Regions from separate parts of the Homo sapiens genome. Here region 2 is linked to region 1. Evidence: chromatin loops called from intact Hi-C (ENCODE). Cell type or tissue: endothelial cell of umbilical vein. All regions are shown on one strand. Each heading gives the region's core, and the rest is flanking DNA. Links, peaks and the distances in the headings are about the cores only. Region 1 overlaps PDC (phosducin). Region 2 has its middle 100 kb from the start of PTGS2.

Region 1 (5,388 bases), core at 158-5,157:
AATGTAACACATAATCACTATTAAAAATTTTATGCTAAGGTTAAACTTTGGAAATGTATCTGAATGCCTACATATCCATATGCCTGAATATGTGAATGAAACAAGTTTTCATATAAATGCTCAAATACATCTTCAAGTCAAATTTGTGTGGTTTGATCTGTTAAATTAACAGAACTATAGCAACAACTTAAAAATTATATGAAACATTGGAAATTTTTAGGATTAAAACTAAATTGGGACAATATTATTATTATTATTACTATTATCATTTTGAGACAGAGTCTCATTCTGTCACCCCAGCTGGAGTGCAGTGGCGCAATCTTGGCTCACTGCAACCCCTACCTCCTGGGTTCAAGCGATTCTCCTGCCACAGCCTCCCAAGTAGCTGGGACTACAGGCATGTGCCACCATTTTTTGTAGAGATGGAGTTTCACTATGTTGCCCAGTCTGTTCTCCTGGGCTCAAACAATCCACCTTCCTTGGCCTGCCAAAGTGCTGGGATTACAGGCATGAGCTCCCATACCCATCCCGGGACAGTAATCTTAAAACAGAAAAAAATATGATAAGGAAAAGAATGAGGACATTAGGGAAACAAATATAAGAAACAGAAGCAAAAGAAAGAAGTAATGAAAGCATCATAAACTTTTACTTAACTTAAATCTCAGTGTCTTCTGTAAAATGACACTAATAGTACCTACCTCAGAGGTTATCTGTAAGGATTAGATAACATAATCTACGTGAAGTACCCAACACCTGGTATGTTTTTCATAAACATTAGTTTCACGTGTTCTCAATTCTCCTCTACTTTAAAAATCCATGGTTCTGAGCTGCTCCACATCTATTAATCACACTATGCCCCATTGTTCCTTTATACCTTTTTTTCTTTTTTGGTTGGGGGAATAGGTGCTTAATATTCTGTTAAATACATTAATAATGGAGTAGCTATTATGGAAGGCCCTGCAGGTGACTTTTTATTCCAACTGCAATGAAAAGTAGCTATCTTAGAAAATGGAATTTGGGCCTTTTCTTACTTCAGCCCAAACTAGTGAATAATAATACCCTGGAGGGCTTGTTAAAATATGGATTACTTAGCCTCACTCTTATAGGTTCTAATTCAGTAAACCTAGGGTGGTGCCCAAATATTTGCATTTCCTAGAAGTTCCCAAGTGATGCTGATGCTGCTGGTCCAAAAATTAACCTCTTGGATGATCTGATGAACTCCAAATAGTAGGAAAAGCTGTCTTACTTGAATTTTTTGGATATTCAAAAAAATCAGTAAGTTATAAGATATAATAGTGTTTGTTGCTATAAAGAAAATAAACCAGCATAAAGATGGAGAGTGTGAGATGGGGACCTTTTTAGGTAAAGTAATCAAGGAAGGTGACATTTAAACAAAAGCTTCAATGAGGTGAAAGAGAAAGGCACATCAGGAGTGAAAGGTAGGTGGTCCAGGCAGAAAAAAAAGAGCAAAAGTACACTCCTTCGGTTGAGAATGGGCTTGGTATATCTAAGGAATAAAACTTCTGACTTAATAATTTCTATCATTTCTTTATTCTCAGATGAGCATTCAAGAATATGAACTAATCCATAAAGAGAAAGAGGATGAAAACTGCCTTCGTAAATACCGTAGACAGTGTATGCAGGATATGCACCAGAAGCTGAGTTTTGGGCCTAGATATGGGTTTGTGTATGAGCTGGAAACTGGAAAGCAATTCCTAGAAACAATTGAAAAGGAACTGAAGATCACCACAATTGTTGTTCACATTTATGAAGATGGTATTAAGGGTTGTGATGCTCTAAACAGTAGTTTAACATGCCTTGCAGCAGAATACCCTATAGTTAAGTTTTGTAAAATAAAAGCTTCGAATACAGGTGCTGGGGACCGCTTTTCCTTAGATGTACTTCCTACACTGCTCATCTATAAAGGTGGGGAACTCATAAGCAATTTTATTAGTGTTGCTGAACAGTTTGCTGAAGAATTTTTTGCTGGGGATGTGGAGTCTTTCCTAAATGAATATGGGTTACTACCTGAAAGAGAGGTACATGTCCTAGAGCATACCAAAATAGAAGAAGAAGATGTTGAATGAAGATTCACTATGTCAATATCTCATGTTTATCCTTTAGGTATTGGATGATGGTTTTGGTAGTATCTATATTGCTTTAGTGAACACAGAGTATGGGCACGGCTATGCTAACTTGACAAAAATGACTGATGCAACAATCGAGTTATTAGCATTTCTTAGTATTAGTTACTCAAATTGATACAATGCTTGACTACAAAACAGAGCTGTCTTCAGCAACATTATTAGTAGACAAAGAGGATGTGGATAATATTATGACATTTTTCAAAAATCCCTTTCAAGTTATGTTTTGTCTTTTTTACTCCATTTTCCCTCATCACTGTTATTATTTGGACTTTTCAAATTACATTATTCATTATAATTTTCTTTGTGTAATAAAAATGAAATCTCATGAGAAAATAAATTTTCTATTTGAAGTCTATTCTTTCTCAAGCATTACATTACCAAGACCCTAAAAACATTATAAAGCCCAAAATACAAAATATCATTCAGTAAAATATCTTATATTCCAACCAAATTAATGCATAAGAAACTTAGAAACACTGTGCCAAGTTAAAGTTGTATTTAAAAAAGGAAGCAATATGTTTTTATTCTCTGGGTGTAAGAATAATATTTAGTGGTAATAAAATTACAATATTCATTTGTTGATTGCCTATTATGGGCCAGTATTTTATACATATCATCTCTAATTCTTAACCACAAATCTGTACATAGATAGTATTACTCCCATTTTATAAATAGTAAAACAGAGAATCAGAGAAGTGAAGTGTAAGTTCTACTTTTATTTCCCTTGAAAACATTTGGAAGTCTCTCCTCCAACACAAAAACGTGGAAGTGAAAAATAAAATATGTTTAAATGTCTTTAAATGAACAATGAGATGAAGAGCAAGATAAAAGAAATTCCTAGGTGTCTGAATCACAGTAGAGAAATAATGGTGCTGACATAATATGGCCTGCAATTAAAGATATGGTACTTGATAAGTACCCAAAAAGGGGCTCCCTGTGAGAAATCTGTTTAAAGCAGGTTTGCACAATTTCCTGTGGCAGCCTAATGTTGAAATCAGACATTTGCCACAAAGTCTACTTTTCACTCTCCTAAATGACTATTGTTATAGCTTGTCTCCTTTCCATAAGCCTTTTATATCACTTTCCTCCACTTCAAACATTTCATCTTACTCATACTTCATTGAGAAAACAAAAGATATCAGATGAGACCTACTTCATCTTTCCATCACCAGATCTAAAGTGGACAGCTGAAGTAAACACTGTTTCTGCTGATGTCATGATGGAAGAAGTGTCCATTCTATCTAATGCCAACTGATCAAACTGTGCTGTGAATCCTACTCTTTTTATCCACGTAGTAATTATTTCTCCTGCAATTATGACTCCCCTCTCTGCATCATCTCTTTCTTCCTTCTCTATGTTGTATTATTTATATTGGCTTACATGTGAATTTTTAAATAGCCCACTGTTTAAAATACGCCCACCTATAACTTAAATTTTCCAGCTATCACTCACTTCTCTTTCCTTTACAATTGTGTCTCTCAAAAGAGATATCTAAAGTCACCATCTTTATTCCTCACTTCCAATTTTTTTTTTCATCTCACTCCAAGCAGGCCTTTGTTCCAAGTACTTAGAGTCAAACTTAATAGCCAATTCTCATTCCTTATTTTTTTTCTCCCTCTTAAAAACACGTGTCATAGTTGACTATTTTCTACACCACAACCCACCCTGTTTTTTTTTTTTTTCTTTTTCTTTTTCTTTTTTTTTTTTTTTTGAGATGGAGTCTCACTCTGTAGCCCAGGCTGGAGTGCAATGGTGCAATCTTGGTTCACTGCAACCTCCGCCTCCCAGGTTTGAGTGATTTGCCTGGGAGTAGCTGGGACTATTGGCATGCGCTACCACCCCTGGCTAATTTTTGCATTTTTAGTAGAGACGGGGTTTCACCATGTTGGCCAGGGTGGTTTCGAACCCGTGACCTCAAGTGATCCACCTGTCTCAGCCTCCCAAAGTGCTGGGATTACAGGCGTGAGCCATGGCACCTGGCCTCTTACCCTTTTTAAGTCACTTCTTTGGCTGATTTGAAAACTCACTGCTTGTTTGCTTTCTATTCCACTGACTATTCCTTCCAAGTTTCCTTTGCTGATTTATCCTCTAAACACCCCAGGTAACGTCCTCCAGTTCATAATCTTAATTACCATTTATATTAAGGCCACTCTCAAATTCACATCTCCAGTTTTATCTCTGTCCTAGACTCTAAAATCCTATGTCTCAATTGCAGGAAGGGAAGAAAGGAGGAAGCAAATGGTGTGGCAGTGGAGGGGAAGAAGGTCTGCGATTGTACTAGATTTTGGTGAAACAAAAGTGGGTGAGATAGAACTCCTGACTGTGACTACTCCCTAACATATGGTCACTTCAATAGGTACTGAGTGTTTTTGCTCATGAATCTAAAATTCCATCCTCTATTCTTCTTTATCAACTGGGAAAGTAATTTTAATTGCCCCATGGACTATTTCTAACTTGATGAACAACAGGCATATCACATGGAGAAAAAGTGCTAGAAAGGAGACATTCAGGGTAATTATATATAAAATAAGTAGCTTTAAAGTAATAGTTCAACATGTTTTCTCCTATCAAGTAATTGCTAACAAATGTATTAATCCCATACAGAGTTCTTTGCTAAGGAATTACTGGACCTAAAAAACTGTAGCAAAAAACAGGATCCTTGCATAATATATTTATAATTCAAAAACTCCTCAGTGGAACAACTCTTTATAAATTGACATTAATTCCATGGACTGAAAGTAAATACTTAGAAGAATGGTAGCAAGGCAGTAACGAAGAATAGTCAAATAAGCATCTTAAAAGAGAGCAATATTTTAAGAATAAAATATGTTATTTTTAATCATTAGCCATTGTTAACTGCGATGTAATGCAGTTTTGTCAGCCAGGCACAGTAAAGCAAGGCTGAACAGTGAAAGACTCATCTACAGAAAACAAGAATCAAAATGAGTAAAAATGAGTAATTTGAAAGATTCCTACTTAAAGAAACCTTTACTCTTGAAAGAAATAACCTACCGTGCCTTAATTTAAAATAGAGAACTAGCAAGCTTAAGCAGGACTAGGCTCAGGAATGTATTTAACCCATAATTGCCAAAACAAAAGTAACTAGGTGGCACCTGTTTATAGAGTAAATGATGATAGCAACCATTCTCAAAGTAAGCACTCGATGACTAATGGATGCCAAGGTGAAGCTTTAATCACAACACTCATCAGGAAGAGTTGAACAAAAAGCAGGATTTGCCTA
Region 2 (5,388 bases), core at 304-5,303, 130 kb before region 1:
ATGAGGTCATATTTTCCTCTAAATGATTTCTCACATTCCCCTCCCTCAACAGGCTTAACACCTGTGTGAACATTCTGGTAGTTGAAAGAGACCAGTACCTTCTCTACAGGATTTCCTACATTCACTGCATTCAAAGGGCTTTTCTCAAGTGTGAACTGTCCAATGTTCGCTGAGGTTAGAACTATGGTGAGATGTGCCACATTCACAGCACTCATGAGGTTGTGCTCCTGTGTGAACTTTGTGGTTTTCAGCAAGGAGATTTCTTTGGGTAAAAGATTTCCCATATTCTCTGCACTTGTTAACACCTTGTGCCAGTATGATTTCTCCAGTGTTGACTGAAGGTGGAGCTTTGTCTGAAGGATTTTCCACATTTGCTACACACATAAAGGCTTTCACCATTGTTGACTCTGTGATGCATGAGTGAGGATTTGTAGCTGAATTCCTTCCCACGTCTACTGCACACAAAATGCCGTCTTCCAGGGTGGACATCCTGCTCCTGAGCAAGTGTGTGTTTGCAGCTAAAGGCACTATCCCCATGTAGAATGACTTTTCCACTGTAAAAGTAGGCCGTGAACTAGATGATTATGACTGATTTCTCCCCATTGTGAGTGGTCTGCTGCTGGGGATAGCCCAAGGTGCCCTGAAAGTCTTCCCTAACCTCCCTTACCTACACCATGTTGCAGGTAAAGGGCTTCTGTGACTCACTGAATGTGCAGATCTTCCCTGTCCAAAATGATTCTGGAAGAATTTTCTCCCATTTGCTGTTTCTGGTGCTGTTGAAGTTTTGCCCTGAAATAAAATTATTTCATACATGTCCCACACATGCACAGTGTCTGAATGAGTTGTGTTCCTGGGTGTTTAGTCAAGTGGAATATGTCTCTCAAGATCAAACTACACATAGCATAGGGCTGGATGTTCTCGGAAGAAAAACCTGCCTTGGCAGTCCTGGCCTGTAACAAATATAGAGAAACACTCAGTTCAAAGGGTGCCTCTGTATCCTCTGCTCCACTCCAGCCACCTGAGCTGGGACCGCCAGCCTGGCTGCCACCATTGAACTTCATGGCCAGAGCAAGGCCAGGAGCCACAGGCGACCACTGTGGGGGCCTGGGTACAAGGGTGCCTATCCTGGCCCTGGCACATGTCACCTTGGACAGTGGACAGTGCTACCAAGCCTCAGATCTGCCTCTACAGCAGAACAATTCCTCTTGTGCCTTCACAATGGTTAATTTTAGAATTGAGCATTTCATCTGCATTAAAGCAAAGTCAACATCTACAAATATTGCTTTGGATTTCTACCTCTTGGATGTAGAATTTAGATTTTCTTTAACCTATCAAGTCTACGGTATGGATACCACAATATAATATTAGTAAAATCAACTGAATCTCAAATTTTAATCCAGAAGTAGAGAGTTGAAAGAGTAAGGAGGCCAGAGAAAACAAGATTAGATCAAGTTACCTGAATTACTTTCAAAGTGATGTAATGCAAGCGTGCTGGGAAAAGTGCCAAGGTATGAAATTGAAATAAGCAGGTAAATGTCATGGTATTAAAGTCCTTTGTATGCCAGATGTATTAGAAAAGCATTGAAGAGCTACTGAAAAATGTTGAGCAGGGACTGATACAGACAGCTTGCAGAGTAGAAAGGCAATCCTGGAAGCAGTGTATTGTGGATGTTGGGCTAAGAGTAGTGAGGAGAAGAGTGGGTGAAGGTTGATGGTATCACTGCACTCGAGGAAGCTAATAAACAAGATATTTAATAAGGAAAGCCTGAATTAAGGCAATGATATCAGCAACAGAAAGTTGGATCAGATTTGGTAAATAATTAGCTATATAAATACATAACTATATTTATTAGCACCTATACATATGGTTCCTCTATTTAAAAAACAAAACAAAACTCTGTTAATTACTCATGTGACCTTTACCTTCCTTCCTTACTGTACCCTCACAAACATCTCAATTCCTCTCTGTCACTCCCCACACATTCTTTTTCTTTTTTTTTTTCAGGGTCTCTCTCTCTATGTCACCCAGGCTGGAGTGCAGCGGCGCAATCACCACTCACTGCAACCTCTGCCTCCTGGACACAAGTGATCCTCCCACCTCAGCTTCCCAGGTAGCTGGCACTAAAGGCCCATGCCACCATGCCCAGCTAATTTGTATTTTTAGTAGAGAAGGGGTTTCAGGCCGGGCGCAGTGGCTCATGCCTGTAATCCTGGCACTTTGGGAGGCTGAGGCAGTTAGATCACCTGAGGTCAGGAGTTTGAGACCAGCCTGGCCAAAATGGTGAAACTCTGCCTCTATTAAAAATTAGCCAGGCATGGTGATGCACACCTATAATCCTAGCTACTCAGGAGACTGAGGCAGGAGAATCTCTTGAACCCAGGGGCAGAGGTTGCAGTGAACCAAGATGGCACCACTTCACTCCAACCTGGGCGAAAGAACAAAACTCCATCAAAAAAAAAAAAAGAGAGAGAAGGAGTTTCACCATGTTGCCCAGGTTGGTCTTCAACTCCTGACATGCATTCTTTTTTTGTGTTCTTGGCTTCAAATTCTTCCCAGGATGTTAACATTACCACTTAGCCACCATGATGTCAGGAAGACTACAAGCTCTTTGAGAATTGAAGCCAAGATTTGCTTGTTCACCACCCAAATGTCTGGCAATAGTGTCCAGCATACAGTAAGTACTCCGTATATTTTTGCTGAATAAATAAGTAGTTGGCTTCCCTTTAGCTACATTTGGAAGGTCTACTATGTCTGCTAGAGTTCTTTGTTGCTAGGTACAGAAACCATCTCTGAGGAGACAATGAGAAATGAAGACTTCGGGGTTGTAATAAGGAAAGCGGGTAAAGGTTGTATAGCTAATCAGCAAGGTTTTTAACTAAGCAATAGGGAATGTATTGGAAGGTCAATAGGAGATACAGAATCTATAGAAAGGCTGGCACAAACACAGGAAACAAAACAAATCTTTGAAGGCAAAAATATAAGAACTACAAAACTTTCTTGGTTAGAGCATTAAGACATCACCAATGAAATAAATACATTCTCTTTGTCACTTTGTTTGAGATCAAATTACAAGGTAATAACATCTAATTGGCACAATTTGTGTGAAATACCTAACTATAATTAAGGCTAAAACTCTATCACCAAGAACATAGCCCAGACAGTGAAGTCTCTGTGAGTACTTGTTCAGTTTTCAAAAGTTGCTGAACCTTTAGTTAGGACAGATCATGTGATTTCTGTCCAGCTGGATTATATCCAAGGGGAAAAGGTTAATTCACTAAAAGCAAATCTCATGTCAGAAGTAGAACAAGATATAAGGCAGCCAAAAAACCAATAAATATTTGCCACATCTAAAAAATGCTAAGAATACAGTAGGTTTTACCACATTCTGAATACTCAGGAAATCCTGTAATTAATGTTGTGTAATCCAACAGCATTTTAAAAAAGGAAGTGGCCAAGATAAAATTATATTTAACAATAAAATTGGGATGCTAAACCATGATTTCTTCCCCTTTTCCCTATCTCCTTATTTCCTACTTTCTGCAAAGTTGAAGTAATGTGGCTTCTGGGATACTACTTATGTGCCTTGCTTTTTTATTACTATTTGCAGCTGTTTATAAATTCCTCTTTTTTATTCCCCATTCTTTTCCTTCCTCCTTGGAAAGCAACAAAGAGATTATTTTCTAATGTGATAATAATCTTTCTTATGTTATTATTTTTCTGCTTCCTTGCTTCACTCTGGAATTCATCTCCTTCCCTGATTTAACCCAGCCCCAGAGTCTTAACATTCAGAGTATAACATCATTAAACATTTCCTCAACTGAGTCATGTAAATAAGGATAGCATTTACTATTAAAGTTTAACAATTTGCTAATATGAAACCTTTGGGCTGGGCGTGGTGGTTCATGCCTGTAATCCCAGCACTTTGGGAGGTTGAGGTGGGCAGATCATGAGGTCAGGGGTTCAAGCCTGACCAACATGGTGAAACCCCATCTCTACTAAAAACACAAAAATTAGCCAGATGTGGTGGTGCACGTCTCTAGTCCTAGCCACTCAGGAGGCTGAGGCAGGAGAATCACTCGAACCTGGGATGGGGAGGTTGCAGTGAGCCAAGATCCTGCCACTGCATTCCAGCCTGGGTGACAGAGCAAGACTCCATCTCAAAAAAAAAAAAAAAAAACACCCTTACCTTTTGCTAGATCCACATAAAACAGGATATGATAGAATGCTGTGAAGAGTGAAATGCTTTCTTCACAAAAGTAAAAATACATTATATTATTTTAACATATTATTTATATGGTGTTGGCATGATAGCCATGAGGTTTATCCAAAGCCTTGCAATTACTGATTATTATAAGGCCATCTCTAACTTGTTGAAAATAACATGAGAGGAAATGACAAAACTCATAATGATATCCATATTCAGAGTATTTTTTTTTTCAGGAAAAGCTCTGATGAATAATTATTAAAAGCAGGTGTGATGAGGTAAATTTCAGACTATAAAACTCTGGACAGAGTGAAAGGGATGCAGTCATGGTTTAAGGGTGGAAGTGTTGCCCACGTAGTTTCCTTGAATGATAAGGAGAATTTGATGCTTCCAATAAATCAGAATGATAGAGAATCTTATCTCAGAAGAGTAAAAAGAGTAAAATGTAGCAACATTGAAATTTTTATGTACCTCAGACACTTTTAATGGCTTGTGTGACTGCAGTACAGCAAAGCAGTGAAGGGTTAGACAAACTTAGGTTAAATTCTTGCTCTACTATTAAGAGTGTGGCTTTAAGTAAGGTTTCGCATTTAATTCTCAGTCTTGACATGGAAATAATGCTTTCTTTACAGAGTTGCTGAAGGAATTAATCACACAATATGTGTAAAGCTCATTAAACAGTTACTGACACGAAAGAAGTTATTAATATGTCAACTGAATATTTGTTTACAGAATACTATTCATAGAGACACCCAATGATGGTGCAACCTAACACCAAAGACACAGAAGAACCTGCTAAATGCAAAGATAAAACTTTCTGTAGTGCAACACTGAAATAAAATACATAGATTTAAAAAGCCATTTTTTTTTTACCCAAGCTATAATTTCTGTAAAATTTCTAGGAAATACATTAACTGTTTATTATGAGTCTCTCCTGATTTGGCTAAAAGGGAAGTGACATTATCCACTTTTCTATTTAAGTTGAGTCTATGAAGATAATTATATATCCAGATTTTGTGTGTGTGTGTGTGTGTGTGAAATGGTCTCACTCTGTCAGCCAGGCTGGAGTGCAGTTGTGCAATCATAATTCACTGCATCCTCCAACTCCCGGGCTCAAGCAATCCTCCCGCCTCAACCTCTTGAGTAGCTAGGCCTACAGGAACACAGCACTATGCCAGTCTAA

What was found. Hi-C counts contacts between places; a loop is a spot of excess contacts. Peaks named below come from ENCODE experiments on the same cell type or tissue, not always from the same donor. Only the 100,000 strongest peaks of a DNase experiment are listed, where the experiment ranks them.
Region 2: it touches region 1 in a loop (10-fold over the local background); 1 of 110 quality-filtered maps calls a loop at or near these places.

The regions. Positions count from the first base shown.
Region 1 is chr1:186,440,678-186,446,065 of GRCh38, reverse strand. PDC (phosducin) reads left to right here. Exons shown (of 4, transcript NM_002597.5): 4 at 1,560-2,500. The coding sequence ends at 2,087. The region is part of intron 2 of PDC-AS1 (PDC antisense RNA 1); the gene reads right to left. Among named protein-coding and RNA genes, the nearest start is that of PDC-AS1, 8.2 kb to the right of the region's middle. In endothelial cell of umbilical vein, for the core only: no CTCF peak of the experiment used is centred there; a DNase peak (open chromatin) is centred at 3,165; H3K27ac peaks cover 2,542 bases.
Region 2 is chr1:186,573,510-186,578,897 of GRCh38, reverse strand. No RefSeq gene overlaps it. Among named protein-coding and RNA genes, the nearest start is that of PTGS2, 100 kb to the left of the region's middle. In endothelial cell of umbilical vein, for the core only: no CTCF peak of the experiment used is centred there; DNase peaks (open chromatin) are centred at 3,267 and 3,727; H3K27ac peaks cover 858 bases.